Linked DNA regions of Homo sapiens: region 1 is linked to region 2. Evidence: chromatin loops called from intact Hi-C (ENCODE). Cell type or tissue: Caco-2. All regions are shown on one strand.

What was found. Hi-C counts contacts between places; a loop is a spot of excess contacts. Peaks named below come from ENCODE experiments on the same cell type or tissue, not always from the same donor. Only the 100,000 strongest peaks of a DNase experiment are listed, where the experiment ranks them.
Region 1: it touches region 2 in a loop (20-fold over the local background); 2 of 110 quality-filtered maps call a loop at or near these places.

Annotation. Positions count from the first base shown.
Region 1 is chr14:53,612,241-53,620,240 of GRCh38, forward strand. All of the region lies in intron 2 of LOC105370504 (a long non-coding RNA gene), which reads left to right. LOC124903316 (a long non-coding RNA gene) reads right to left here and starts at 142. Exons shown (of 2, transcript XR_007064176.1): 1 at 1-142. It also overlaps the pseudogene RPS3AP46. RefSeq lists a silencer at 162-211 and enhancers at 532-641, 1,597-1,696, 1,717-1,816. In Caco-2, no CTCF peak of the experiment used is centred here; DNase peaks (open chromatin) are centred at 1,721 and 3,191; H3K4me3 peaks cover 1,838 bases.
Region 2 is chr14:54,335,321-54,343,320 of GRCh38, forward strand. No RefSeq gene overlaps it. Among named protein-coding and RNA genes, the nearest start is that of CDKN3, 58 kb to the right of the region's middle. RefSeq lists an enhancer at 4,397-4,918. In Caco-2, a CTCF peak has its summit at 3,591 (motif pointing left); no DNase peak of the experiment used is centred here.

The DNA of each region.
Region 1 (8,000 bases), 720 kb before region 2:
CAGGTTTGATGAATAGCTTAGCCAGTCTCTGCCACAGACAGTATGGGACCAACGGTGCTCCAAAGATAGATGCCAAATTGGAACTAAGACACACACTGCTTAACCCATAGCACAGTGCTCTCCCCACCAGACCACACTTGGTCATATCTCTCATACGTCCCCTCCCTTTTAAAAACACAGCCCACAGGCCAGGCGCGGTGGCTCACCTGTAATCCCAGCACTTTGGGAGGCCGAGGTGGGTGGATCATGAGGTCAGGAGATCGAGACCATCTTGGCCAACATGGTGAAACCCCGTCTCTACTAAAAATTCAAAAAATTAGCCAGGCGTGGTAGCGGGCGCCTGTAGTCCCAGCTACTCAGGAGGCTGAGGCAGGAGACTGGCGTGAACCCGGGAGGCGGAGCTTGCAGTAAGCCGAGATCGCGCCACTGCACTTCAGCCTGGGCGACAGAGTGAGACTCCGTCTCAAAACAAAACAAAACAGAAAACAAAAACAAAGAAACACAGCCCACAAAAGGTGCCGAAAAGGGATCCAAGGAGAAAGTGGTTGAGCCATTTTTTTGAAGTGAGCCTTGTTGATCTACAGAACAATGAGGTTGCATTTAGAAAATTCAAGTTCATTACTGAAGGTATTTAGGGTGAAGATTGCCTGACCAACTTCTGTGGCAGGGATTTCACCCACGAAAAAATGTGCTCCATGGTTAAAAAGTGTCAGACCAGGTATGAAGTTTACGTTAATGTCAGAGCTACTGATGGTTATTTGCTTCATCTCTTTTGTGTTGGTTTTACTAAAAAAAAAAAAAAAAAAAAAAAGAAAAAGCAACAATCAGATTCTGATGACCTCCTACACCGAGCAACTATAGGCCTGCCAAGCCTGAAAGAAGATGATAGAAATCTCGACCTAGGAGGTACAGATGGATGTCTTGGAAGAAGTGGCCATTGAATTGATAGCAGAAAGCGCTGGAAAGACATAGGAGAGGGTTGCCAATCTAGTTATCCTCTCTATAATGTGTTCATTAGAAAAGTGAAGCTGAAGATGCCCAACTCTGAACTGGGAAAACCTAGGGAGCCTCATGATGAAGGTAGTGGTTCTAGAAAAGCTACTGGGGTGAGACAGATGCTAACGTTAAACAAGCTGATGGATAAAAGTCCGAGAATCTGTTTAAAAATTCAAACTTTTAATGGTGACAAATAAAACATATTATTTGTCGGGAATTTAAGAAACACATCTCATTAATTACACTTCTAGTCTACCGTAAGTCAATTCCACTCACAGGCAAGGCTTGGTGTAACTTAGGAATCCCACAATGAAGTTCAGCCCCGCCTCTCAGAATGACAGAGAATTTCCACTGTACTATGAACTCTTTGTAAAAAAAAATCAGCATCTGCATCTTCAGCTTTGCTTTTTTCTTACCTCTTTCGGTCCTTCCCCACTTGCTTGTTTCCTGAAGACCAGGGGGCAAGATGAAGGTTACTGCATGGTTCACTGCAAACACTGTCTCTCAGTTTTACCTCAACCTTTGATTCAGATGTTTTCACTTCCTCCTCTTCTTACGTATGGCCCTTTGGTCTCTGTCCCCTAGGCTGACTTTCATCATCCAATTAGAAATAACACCGTCTTCTTGCTACCATTTCTCTGGGAACCGTAGGGAGTAGACCCCCAGCCTCCTGCACTCCCCACAGGGGCCAGCCGAGCTTCAAAGGAGTGTGTTGGCAGCACCACCTCACGGCTGGGCTTCCTTTCTGTTTGAACAGCTTCCATTGCTCACTGTTGATCAGTAACTCAATGATTCATTAAACACACAAACAATGAGTGAATCTGTTCCATTAGCAAGGCCACCTGTTGATCTCAGACATTCTTAGCTGAACTCGGCAAATACGAACAACAGAATGCCTACATCAGTCGAGTGCTCTGTCTCTATTTGATGGCATGTTAGAGCAGGAAAAGCAGAGTCCAGGCTTTGCTGATGCTTTTATGCTTTTCCTTTCATCTGGTGGCAGGGCTGTAAGAGTAAAATGTGGAACACAACCCACCTCTCTATAAGCAGCTGGAAAACTTTAAGAGCTTGGTCGCTGTTCCTTCCTCAGTCTTGTAGAATTAGAGAAAAAGGAGAGTGGGAATATTCTGTACCCTTTTGCTTGCAGGTGCAAGGGCAATAGAATTAACCAAGCCCTAAACACACACACACACACACACACACACACACACACACACACACACACACACACACACCAAAAGAAGAAAAACTGTAAAAGACATCTTATTGATTGCAATGACACCTTCTCTGCCTTAGAAAAAATACAATCTCTTTTCTATGTAGCTTCTGGTTCATGTAGCTGTTCCAGGCCTTTAAGAACTGGTCTACTAGTGTTTACAAGCTTTTAAAAAATATTATACTTTATTTGGCTACTAAAAGTCATATAAAGCAGACTGGGTTAAGCTGTTGATACAGGCATCACGGTCAATAAAAGTTGAAATTTTATTTTTAAAAATAGCATTTTTCCTCTCTTATAATTCCTCTTGTTATTATGATAACGAGGAGAGCTTTTATAAAGTGGGTGGTATTTGTTTGAAACCTGAAAGGTGTACCATACCAGGAATAAAGAGACACTTGTTCTTTTCTCAGTTAAATACTAAATTGCCTCTTTAGGGTGAATTTAGTATTTAAATGCATAATTATTATGATTTGTACTGTGTTAAGTTTAAATTTCTCTGCAGTGACACTGATTAAACACAGCTCAGTGTTTCTGTTTGATAGATTTATTCTAGGATATCAGTAAAAACTTGGTTGGTTGGTTGGTTGGTTGGTTCTTGTAATCAAATGGAAGATGAAGAAGCAGAAGGAAACAACTCTTCAAATAAAATTCCAGTTCCTATGAATTTATTATGTAAAATATATAAAATCATGAGTTTTAAATTTCCCACTGGATTTCGGAAATGACTGTTGCTAGTGGCTGGTTTACTTTCATTTGTGTGGCACTGGAAATGACAGAGTGCCAGGTGAGGAATTCAGTTTGTGTCTCTTTTGTAAATATTCTTTTGCTTTGGGAGGACATGCTTTGAGCTACACACATTCAGAATGAATAAGGTGAACAGATTGAGGCAGGCAGACCCCACTACTTGGATTCTCTAGGCAGGTGTGAGCATATCTCGCTCATCCAATACATAAAAGACCACGTGCATTTTCAAAGGGATTTCTGCAATCCCTTTTGCAATCTTTTGACAACCACTACTATGATCTGATTGCCCAATGCAGGTGCTTGTGCAGCCGCCCCACTGTGCCATCAAAAGAATCCTCAGATTCTTCTGACTAAAAGGGACAGGCAGAAGAAGTAACTTTTTAAAAAGACTAAAAAGGAAATAGCCACATAAAATGAAAAATTAGATGGAAGGTGAATAGCTATCCCCTCCTGTGATTAGATTGTCACCATCCAATAGAACTTTCTGCAGTGATACAAATGTTCGATACCTGCACTAACCAGTGTGAGAGCCACTAGCCACATGTGACTACTGAGCATTTGAAATGTGGCTAGTGTGACTGGGAAATTAAAATTTAATTTTAATTAATTTAAATTTAAATATGCACATGTATTTAGTGGTTGTCATTGTAATATCCCCCAAGTGACTAGGTTGGTTTCCTACCTTCATTGTAAGCTCTCAGTAAGTATTTGCTGAATCAAAAAGATAAAGGTGATCATGGTCTATCTCCCTTAATACTCTTAGGTGCTTCTCCTGGCCTGAGGATTCCTACTTACTGCAGGTCTTGCCTCCTCTACCCTTGGCTCCGGCTATCCAACCTGTTTCTCCATCCTTCAACTTGCCCTTAACCTTCCTTTTTCTGTGTTTTTGTGTGTTCCATTCTCTTCAGCTGGAATGCTCTTCTTCCCACTTGTCCATCTTGGCAGACCTCTGCTTATAACCCAGAAATATTACTTTCTCTGGGAATGCTATGCCAACTGCCCCAAATGGATATAGTCACTCCTCTTGGTTCCCATAGTGGTGTAGTGTAAATATCAGAGCAGTGGTGTCTTAGGGCAGACCCTCTGATCTGTGCTAAAGTGTTTATGAATGTATTAGTCAGGGTTCTCTAGAGGGACAAAACTAATAGGATACATGCATATATGAAGGGGAGTTTATTAGGGGAATTGACTCACATGATCACAAGGTGAAGTCCCACAATAGGCCATCTGCAAGCTGAGGAGCAAGGAAGCCAGTCTGAGTCCCAAAACCTCAGAAGTAGGGAAGCCAACAGTGCAGTCTTCAGTGTGTGGCCAAAAGCCAGAGAGCCCTTGGCAAACCACTGGTATAAGTCCAAGAGTCCAAACGGTGAAGAACTTGGAGTCTGATATTTGAGGACCGGAAGCATCAAGCATGGGAGAAAGATGAAGGCCAGAAGACTTAGCTAGTCTTGTCTTTCCATGTTCTTCTGCCTGCTTTTATTCTGGCCATCCTGGAAGCCAATTAGATTGTGTCCACCCAGATTGTGGGTGGGTCTGCCTTTCCCAGTCCACTGACTCAAATGTTAATCTTCTTTGGCAACACCATCACAGACACACCCAGGAACAATACTTTGCATCCTTCAATGCAATCAAGTTGACACTCAATATAATATTAACCATCACAATGAGGAAATTCCCAAAGGAAACTGGGAAAGTAGTGGGGAGGGGTGCACAGAGGTGAGGGGAAGGAGGAAGCCAAGGGAGTGTACAATCACAGACAAATTCGATCATCTTTTGCCCAATCTGCAGGCAAAGTCAATAATTATACATCAGGCCTCAGAGTTGTCCTAACCTAAGGCAAAGGAACTGGAGTTTTCATACCCTCATATCCAGCAGGTATGGGTCAAGAACCACCCCAGGGGACATGCACTCCCTAAGACACTTTGGTTTCTCCATTTGTGTGGGCAAAGGAGACTCAAAAGATAGTTCTCCAAGAAAGAGTGCAGGTGTTGGCTGTAGGAAGTGAAGCCCATGTGTGTGGGAATGGCAGTAAACTGTGGAGGTGGGGTGGAGCAAGCAGTACAGAAATGTTGAGAAATGATCCTGAAGTGATCCCCTGAGGGGGTGGGGTGGGAGTGACAGAATTGGGTCTATCTGGGTTGCAAACTCAGATCTATCTTTTCCTAGAAAAGTGACCTAATTGTTTTCAGCCTCATTTTCCTCCTCTGTAAAATTTAGAAAATAATTGTATATAACTCTTAGGCTTAAGGTAAGCTTTTTTTTTTTTTTTTTTTTTGACAGAGTTTTGTTCTTGTCATCTAGGCTGAAGTGCAATGGCTGTATTTTGGCTCACTGCAATCTCCACCTCCCTGGTTGAAGCTATTCTCCCGCCTCAGCCTCCTGAGTAGCTGGGATTACAGGTGCGAGCCACCATGCCCAGCTGATTTTTATTTTCAGTAGAGATAGGGTTTCACTATGTTGGCCAGGCTGGTCTCGAACTCCTGACCTCGGGTGATCCACCCGCCTCGGCCTCCCAAAGTTCTGGGATTGCAGGCATGAGCCAACATGCCCAGCCGTGGCTTAAAGTAAAAGTTAAAAAGGATAATGTACTTAAAGTATTTAGCATAGTGTAGGGTACCTAGTAAAAAGTCTAAATATTGCAGACATTATTATAACATTATATTTTATTGTGATTACATATCCAATTCCTCCATCAGACTTGAGATTCTCCAGGGAGGAACCTACTCTATTAGTCTTCCAATCGCTGGCACCTAAGCCAATGCCTGACCCAGAGTAGCTGTCTAAACAATATTTCTTGAGTAAATGAATAGTGTTCCACTTTGAACCTAATCTCTCTTAAAATCTCTGATGCTATAATCCACTGAAATGCTCTATTCATGTGGCTATTTTGCCAGTTAGACCATAAGGGTAGGAGGGTTTCTTATTCTTTTTTGATTGCCTTAAATGTAGCACAACCTGGTACATGACAGTTGCTAAATAATTGTTTGTTGAACTGATGTTTGTTGGGTAAAGGTCCACCATGTTCCAAGGGTAAGACCATTATGAAACCTTAAGGGATATTTTCTCTACTTTAGAGTTTGTTTGCAGACAGTGGTCTCAGATCCCTTATGGTTCAGTACAGGAAAACAGAAACCACTGTAGGTTTTTCATGCAGGATGTGATTTAATAGAGGGAATTAGGTGCTATGGTAGGCAGAATTTATCAAATGGTTCCCCAAAAATCTTATACTGTAATTCTATAAGCTGTAAGTATGCTAATATAACACTCCTGTGATATATTATATGACTCAGTTTAAGAAAAGGAGATTATCTAAGGGGCCTGATCTAATCACATGAGCCCTTAAAAGCAGGCAGCTTTCTCCTCGTAAAGGAAAAGCAAATCAGAGTTAAAGTGTGGGGATGGATTTGACACAAGGATTCTGCTGCTGGCTGTGATGTTGTGAGAAGGACTCCACGTGGAGGATGCAGGAGGCCTTGTGGGAAGGAACGTAGGTGGCTTTAAGGAGTTGAGAGAGGCCCCTGGTTGATGTTAGCAAGGAAAGGGGAATGTCAGTCCTAAAAGCAGGAGGAAGTAAATTCTTCCAACCACATGAATGAACTTGGATGTAGATTCTTTCCAGCGCCTCCAGATAAGAGCTCAATCTGACTGACCCCTTGATTTCAGCCCTGTGAGAACCCAGAGTAGAGAACCAAGTTGAGCTCACCTGCTCTACGGAAGTGTGTGATAAGTGTTGTTTTAAGGTGCTAAGTTTGTGATAATTTGCTATATAAATTTTTTTAGTAAAATGAAATTGCTGCAACTTCCATTGCCTTCCATTGCCTGAAACAAATAGGAATAGAAAGCAAATATGAGTGCTTACTACATTGCAGAAAAGACTAGAACCAAGAAAGTACTATGCTGTGGAAAAGACTAGAACCAAGAAAGTAAGGTGGATTACTCTTAGCTTTCAGGTTATGTCACACAGGTTGCCACCTGAGGTCAGGAAATAATAACTGGCCCACAGCCTTGAAGCTGGTGCCTAGAGGTGACCAGCCAGCTACTATGTTGGTCACATCTGTGGGAGCTCATACTCAAGTCACCACCACCACCATTGACAGAGGAAGAGGCATCTCTTGCTCTCTTTCCCCTTACAGATATCTCACAAATGAATTTCATTGTCAAATGTAAGTCAAATTCAGAACCTTGGTGGAAAGCAAATCTGGGATATGTAGTTCCCAGGCTTCTGGTGCCTGAGATAAAGGGGAACATATATAAAGGTGGGGGGGGATAATGCTGATTGACCATGAATTTTACCCAATATGGCTCTTCAGACTTTCAAGATCCCTTTAAGTCAGCATTCTCATAGGAGTTATTATTTTCATTTTACAGACCAGAAGACTGAGCTTCAATTGGGTTAAGTATCTTGCCAAAGTTTCATAAATGGTATGTAGCAAAACCGAGAGTAGAACTAAATCTCTTTCTCCCCAAGCCTACATTTTTCAGGCTCTGCAGCTGGCGATGGCCTGCAGATGGAATTTATATTATTGGCTGACAATTGGGCCATGTAGACTCAACTGAGAAGGCAATGGAAGTTGCAGCAATTTCATTTTATTAAAAAAAAAGTTCTCCTGGTAAAGGGCTGCTATTAGACTCTTGGAATCCTGTCCAGCTTCATCTTCTCCTCCCTTCTGTCATCCAAGCTTCCTCCTTGGCCCACATTCCCTAACTTTGCACACAAACCTTGCAATGTATGCTCTGATTTCTGGGTTAAATTTGGTGAAGGGCATCCCCTGCTGTCCTTTTACCTGGTGAATACATGGAATTGGCCCTTCTCCTCTGCGTTTAGGGTCTCACTGCCCTCCCTCATTAGTTGGGATCTGGCGCTGGGCTATGAGCAGCATCAGTAGTATCCTCTACTAAAGGGAATCATGTAGCATTTCCCCCAGACAGCTCTATCTTCCCTGCATACCAATCCAATTACAAACAAATTGGGCCACAGGCTCAAGCATGAGAGCAATTTGGCCTTCTCTCCTCTACTGCTGACAGCTTTAAATCTGCTCCC
Region 2 (8,000 bases):
TTTAATTACTAATACCTCATCACCCCATGAAATAGCCACATAATGAATTGACTGAAATCCAAATTATTTTCATGCAAAAAACCTTTCTGTTTACCTAGGACAAGATAGAAATAATAAATATTCATGGTGTTTACAAGTATGGAGTCTCTAAACAAGCTGAAGTGAATCATCTTTTAGAAGAATATAACTTCTGGAAGGTAGCATAAAAATTCTACTCCTTTTATTCTTTAAAATGATGTATACGTTGGGCATTTATTTTAGATATATGAAAACTATGTTCATGCTAAACCTGTACATGAATACTCATAGCAGCTTTATTCATAATAGCCCAAAACTGGAAACAACATAAATGTCTTTCAATGGGTAAATGATTAAACAAACTGTGGTACATTAATACCATGGAATATGACTCAGCAATAAAAAGGAGCAGACTATTGATAGGCATAATAACTGGAATGACTATCCAGGGATTATGCTGAGTCCAAAAACAAAAAAGCTAATCCTGAAAGATTACATAGTGTATGATTTCATTTATAAAACATTTGTGAAGTGACAAAATTTTAGGAATGGAGGACAGATTAGTAGTGGCCAGGGGTTAAGGAAAGGTGAGGGCATGGGCAGGATAGAGGTGGGTGTGGCTATAGAAGAGCAATGTGAAGGATCCTTGCAGTTATGGAACTGTTCAGGGTCTAGAAGTAGTGGTGAAACATGAACACACATGACAAGATTGTACAGAACTAAGCACATGAACACATATGCATGCACATATGCACACACACAGGTGAGCACAAATAAAACCGGGGAAGTCCGAACAAGATCAGTGGATTGTATTATTGTTAATACCCTGGTTATGATATTATACTATAGTTTTTTGCAAAATGCTACCACTGAGGGAAACTGGCAAAGATTATGTGGTATCTCTCTCAATATGATTTGGCTGTGTCCCCACACAAATCTCTAATCGTACTTCCCTTAATTCCCATGTTTCATGGGAGGGACCCCATGGGAGGTAATTGAATCATGACAGTAGGTCTTTCCTGTGCTGTTCTCGTGATAGTGAATACATCTCATGATATCTGATGGTTTTATAAAGGGGAGTCCCCTGCACAAATTCTCTTTGCCAGCCACCATGTAAGACATCTTTTTGTTCTTCCTTCATCTCCCACCATGATTGTGAGGCCTCCCTAGCCATGTGGAACCGTGAACCAATTAAACCTCTTTCCTTTATAAATTACCCAGTCTTGGGTATGTCTCTACTAGCAGCATGAAAATGGACTAATACATCTCTGTACTATTTCTTATAACTGCTTGTAAATCTAAAACTATCTCATTAAAACTTTAATTAAAAATATCTTAAGGCTGGGTGCAGGGACTCATGCCTGTAATCTCAGCACTTCAGGAGGCCAAGGCAGGAGGATCACTTGAGCCCAGGAGTTTGAGAACAGCCTGGGAAACATTTGAGATCATGTCTCCACAAAATATATTTTTTTTAAATATAACTGGGTGTGGTGGTGCATGCCTGTTGGCCCAACTACTTGGGAGGCTAAGGTGGAGGATCACTTGAGCCGTGATCGTGCCACTGCACTCCAGCCTGGGCGACAGTGAGACCCTGCCTTAAAAAAGAGAAAAATTAAAATTTTAAATTAAAAGTTATATGTGTGTGATATATTATTAAATTATATAGGCACAATGTGAGAGACTTCACTAGCATGGTACAATGTTAACATAAAAAGAAGAATGTCAGCTGTGATCCATCTATCTAGTCTTCTCAAAACTCCTAGCTCTGAGCTGGATTAGTCAAGGATAAAAGGACCTACCTTATAGGTCTTACCAACTATGTCTGAATACTGGTATTAATAGTAAGTCTGACTTTGATTTTTTAAGCAGCTTCTGAGGGACTATTCCTCATTCATGAACTTTGCTGGAGGGCAATGAGGAAGGTGAATTTAACTTTCAATCCATATTGATAGCCAGTATAATAGACAAAAGAATCCTCATTAACTAATTCACTACCTGGTACACTGCAGCTTTCAGTTTTTAAAATGACACTAAAACTAAGCCGCTGCAGGATATAAAGGCAACAATTGAACTAAAGTGACCTGCATCTAGAAATATGTTAATTACCTGATGCTGAAAACACGGAAGGGATTAGAGGGATTCCGAAGCGTTTGCTGAAACCTTGCATCGAGCCGAGTCCACGAGGGAGCTGAGCTCCTGACCACATTCTGACACCAGCAAAGGGCCGCTCTCTCTCTTACCCTTAGGCTCTTCAGGATCTAAAGCACTTTTGATAAAGATTGTTCCTATGATCAAGGCATTGATTATGCCTGTGTCTTTCAGCACAGGTAGAAATGTATTTCAGATAAGACAATTCCGCGTTTGAAAAGTGATCCACAGTCTTTCAGGTGAAAGACATCTCTGCAGAAACACTCTTTAGATTAAAGCCCCCTAAGAAGCAGAAAAGCTTTTAACATAGGGAGCCCCTTATTCACCATAAGTCCATGAAAAATGATGCTGTGCTGACCCTTTATTGACAAAACCAAAATGAGGTAAGCTTGTCTATGAACTGAAGGAAGAAAGATGGGACCAAAAAATGCTGTGAATAAAAGCCTATAATTCCAGCCTTCCCACCACAGCCTGTGTCACGAAGGTCCTTTGTTCATACGTAGTGTATACAAAGAAGAGGGAAAGCACAGTTTAAAACCAGAAGTTGATTAATTGGCTTTGGGAGCTTCACTCAACCTGAACTTGTTTCCTGAGCATCAAAATAGAAATCATGATTCCTCCCTTACCAAATTCACAGACTGTTAGGAGAATTCAATGAGAAAATATATTCAAAGGCTTTAAATTTTGAATCCACTGTACAAAGATAAAGGTTACTATTAATAGTCTAAAGGGGAGACGTATATTATTAAAAAATCAAGAGAGTACTCCCTAATTTGCATCCTGAAGTGTGCTTCTAAATCAAAACCCTACCTGAAGATTTGTTGATAAGGAGAAAAAAATGCAGGAAGAATATGTGTTTAATTGTTAAATCAGTTTTCTTTGAGAAAACTCATGATTTACCTAGAATTCTACTGAGTATGGTAGGTGATAGGAGAAAAAAAAAACTAGGATAATCATGAAATAATTTTGTCTAATGAGAGTCAATAGTCAAAGTGAGATTTCTGAAAGAATACCTCTATAATTCGTTGATCAACTGGTCAGTTTTCGTGTGACTGTATGGAAACCCCGCCATTGTTTGTTTGGTTGTTCTGTTGTGTTGTGTTGTGTTTGCATTATGCTGTTAGGTTTCGAGGACTGATGGTCCCATTTCACAAGTGAGAAAGGTGGAGACCAAAGGGAATCAAGGCTCACCAGCTTAGTACATACAGGCTGATTTCACATAATTAAAGTCAACACTCCTGCTTAAAGGAAACACCCGACAAGCAAGGTGCATCCATGAGCAGCCCGTGATCTTTGCCAGATTCTGAAAAGAGGCATATAGAAAAGCGCTTCTTTAGCTCAATAGGATTCCTTGCAAATTCAGGACAAACCTTCAGATCTGCCCAATGTCTTGGATGCACACGGTGGCTAAGCAACACTGCCTTCCAGTGGCAACAACATGTCTTAAGAAATCAAAAACCAGAGTAGGTTATGGTATTTCACCTTGGTAGTGCCTGTTTGTCCTTAAGGTCAAGGAAACACCGAAAGAGTATTTTCAAACCTTCAGTGTAGGCACTAATTTTAAATTTACATATTAATAATCTTTCTTAGCACTTGTTGAAAATGTTCAGAGCACCTTCCTCCCTTTAGTAGATGGTAATCCCACTCAGAGCAATTACGTTATTCAAATAACATCACAGCATAACTCTGTGGACTAAATTGAGTGCAGTAATACTGTATTTCATCATCAAAAGCATCACCAGTAGCCAGTGGTTCTGGATATAACAAAATCAAGCTGATGTCTGGCAAAGTGGTTGTTCAAAGATGTTTATGAACTTAAAGAATGTCCAATTTTTTCCTCACTAAAATCAGTCTACTCATTCCTTTCTCATATTTCTCTTAAATTCTCCAAAACACAGAATTGAAGATATTCAGTCCAGGCACAGCAGCTCACACCCATAATCCCAGCACTTTGGGAGGCCGAGACAGGAGGGTCACTTGAGGCCAGAGTTCAAAACCAGCCTAAGAAACTCTGTCTCTGCAAAAAAAATAATAATAATAATGATAAATAGCCAGTCATGGTGGCATGCACCTGTAGTCCCAGCAACTTGGGAGACTGAGGCAGGAGGATTACTGGAGCCCAGGAGTTTGAGGCTGTAGTGAGCTATGATCACACCACTGCACTGCAGCCTGGGTGACAGAGCAAGATCAAAAAAAAAAAAAAAAAGATAATCTGAGAAAGATTTATTGTGTGGCACTTTTTTAGTCCATGCTAACTAGGAAATGTCATTTCCACTTTGTCTCTTAGCCCAAAAATATCTTCTCTAATTATCCCCCACCCTGAATCCTCCATTCCCGCTGGCCTGTCTGAAACTTCACAGTGAGTTGATGGAATTTGTCCTCGTCTTGTTATCTATGACTTAACTGTCACCTTCCCTGTCTGTCTCATGGCAGGGCTTCTGTGTTTTGGGATCCACATCTTAAGTGCTACCATTATTTAGCTCAGCTCTTCCTGAGCTGCTGTTGCTACATAGATAGCTCCAGAATTTACATTTCTAAGGGGTCTGAGCTAGTTATACCAAAAGGCCTGCCCAGTTGGGGGTAGTCAGAAGAGTGATGCCAACACTGGAAAGATCTCCCATATCTGAGGGTATCACAGCACTCCTTGAAAGTTTTCTCACTGATAATCCCAACATCCTTGAGAAGAACTGAATAGCCTCATCTAGCAACTGGAGGGGGAAACTGAGACATACAGAAGTTTCATAAGTGTCTCAACAGGGGATTGGTCAAAATGCAATAAATCATTTTGCAGCATAAAATGCAACCATTAAAATAATGATTCGGATAAATATTTATTGAGGTAGAAAGATGGCTACAATACCATTAAAGAGACAAAAAAAAAACAGGTCACCAGACTTAATGCACCACGTGATTGTCTAGTAAATGTGTGTGTTTGCACACACTCATGCACAGAAGCACCACTGATCTAAAGCTACCCACATACAATCCCTATTAGTCCTACCAATAGCCATTCAGTTATTCTCAAACAGAAAACAAACAAACAAACAAACAAAAAACCCTAAGTAAACTGAGTTATTGGGTTTTTTTAAATAAAAAAAGCTTTGAAAACAAGTTCTCTAGCCCTAGTGGTGTGCTGGTAAATGTTTCACAACTAGTTCGCTAGGGAAAAAAGCTCTGATTTGTAGCTTCTGCCAACTTCTATACTGTAAACACCCTCAACAGGATTAATTTCAAACTCCCAAATTGATGTTACCAAACATAGTGTTGGGAAGAGATGCTCACAATAGGCTCAACTACCCTTGAATGTGGGCCAGCTTCAGTGACCCACTGCCTTGCTCCCACATTCAAACAAAGCATAATGTTGTAGGCCCCTCTTACATAAAATATACCACAGAATACTGTATATGTTTTAGGTGGCTTTTCTTTTTTATTGTCAATCTGTATTTTCTACCTCTTCAAAAAAGACTGTATGTTTTCTGTTTACTTAAATTTAAAAAGAAACTGTTTCTTTTATTACCTTGAGGTGGAGAAGGTCATTGTAACTATGACACAAAACCCAGAAGCCATAGATAAATTCGATAAATTCAACTACATAAAACTAAAGCCTTTTACATGGTGAAAAAGCCTTTAAAAGCAAAGTGAAAACAAATGACAAACTGCAAAAAAAAAAAAAAAAAGTGCAACCTGTTTTTCAGAAACACCATCTACTCTCACCAACATATAATCACTTTGCAACTGACAACCTGATAGACAAATAAGCAAGTATTTGAATAGACATTCAAAAAGAAAGCAAAAAAGAGATGATTCTTAAAGAATAGGTCCCCCATTCCCATAAAAGGAAAAATGCTATGTAAAATTTACATGGAGATGCCATTTGTTTAACCTCTCAGATTGGTAAAGATTCAGAAATTTTGAATGCACATTCTGCGAGTTAGGGCTGTGTTGGGAGTTTAAATTGGGACAAACTCCATGGAGAGTGTGGCCATCTGAATAATGACCCCACAAAGATGTCCACATGCTACTCCCTGTAACCTGTGACTATATTACCTTACATGGCAAAAGGAACTTTGCATAAGTGATTAAAGTTGCAGATCTAAAAATGGAGAGTGTGTCCTGGATTATCCAGGTGAGCCCAATATCATCATAATGCTCTTTACAAAAGTGGGGCAGGAGTGTCAGAGCCAGCAGAGCTGTGATAACAGAAGCAGTGGCCAGAGAAAGAGAGATTTGCAGATGCCACACAGCCAGCCTTAAAGATGGAGGAAGAGATCGCAAGCCAAGGAATGCAGGTAGCTTCAAGAATCTGGAAAAGGCAAGGAAATGGATTCTCCCCTAGAGCCTCCAGAAGGAGCACAGCCCTGCCACATCTTGGTTTGAGGACTTTAGGCCTCCAGAATTGTAAGATAATAATTTTGTGCTGTTTAAAACCACTGCATTTGTGGTAATTTGTTGTAGCAGCTATGGGAAACTAACATGGAGAACAACTTGGCAAACTACAAATGTATGCATGTACTCTGGCCCAACAGCTCCGTATCTAGGAATTTAACCTAAGGCATTCACATAAATACAAATAATGCATGTACTGCATTGCTGTGTGTAACAGCAAACAATTGGAATCCACATAAATGTTCATCAAAAGGAAGCTGATTAAATGATGGGGCTGGGCACAGTGGCCCATACCTATAATCCCAGCACTTTGGGAGGCCAAGGTGGGCAGATTGCTTGAGCCCAGGAGTTCAAGACCAGCCTGGCCAACATAGCAAAACCTCACCTCTACAAAAAATACAAAAATTAGCCAGGGGTGGTGGCACATGCCAGTAGTCCCCGCTACTGGGGAGGCTGAGGTGGGAGGATTACCTGAGCCTAGAAAGTCGAGGCTACAGTGAGCTGAGATCACGCCACTGCATTCCAGCCTGGGTGATAGAGCCAGACCCTGTCTCAAATAAATAAATAAATAATGATATGACCACACAATGCAGCCATTAAAAAAATAATAAGTTTTTTATGCTGTGGTATGAGAAGATCTCCAAGATATTGGAGGTGAAGAAAAGAAGACGCTTTTACTGCAATGAGCACAGTGGGTCCAATATGCTGACAGCTGTGTAGAAATCGGGAAGAGGGAGGATATATACTTATTTGTGTATCTATGCATAAATATCTCTAGAAGGAAAAATAAGAAACTAATAGTATGTGTTGCCTACAAGAGAAGGAACTGGATGGCTGAACAAGAAAAGGGAAAGGGAGACTTCTTACTGTATACCTTTCATGTTTTATTGAAATCTCTGTAAGTAATATGAATAGATTACCCATTCAAAAATGTAAATAAAAACAAAAAGATTACAAACTAAACAAGAAAGAGATTATGTAACTTGGCCACCCACCCAGCCAGTAAAGACACCATGATCACCAGTGGGCCTTTACAGAACCTTTCATTGTTTTTGAGGTTGGCTGTGCCATGAATTCCAATCATCTAGAACCACAGGAGTGAATGCAGGGTGTGGCCTAAGGAGCAGGGTGAGAGCGCGATGTGGTAGTCTGATGGGATGTGGATGAAGGTCTGTGGTTAGCTAAAGCAGAGTTAACCTTACATTGTCTCTAAGTCAGGGCAGGAATTCTTCCTAAGTCCCTTCCGAGACCCTGTCCAGCCACAGAAACTCTATGAGCTGGGTTGCCAGATTCAAAAATGAAACTACAGGATGACCAGTTACATTTGAATTCCAGATAAACAAAAATAATTTGAAAGCATTTGCTGTTTATCTGAAATTCAAATATAACTGGGCATCCTGTATTTTATTCAGCACCTCTACGTGTAAGGAGCCCCATGGCCTGGGGAG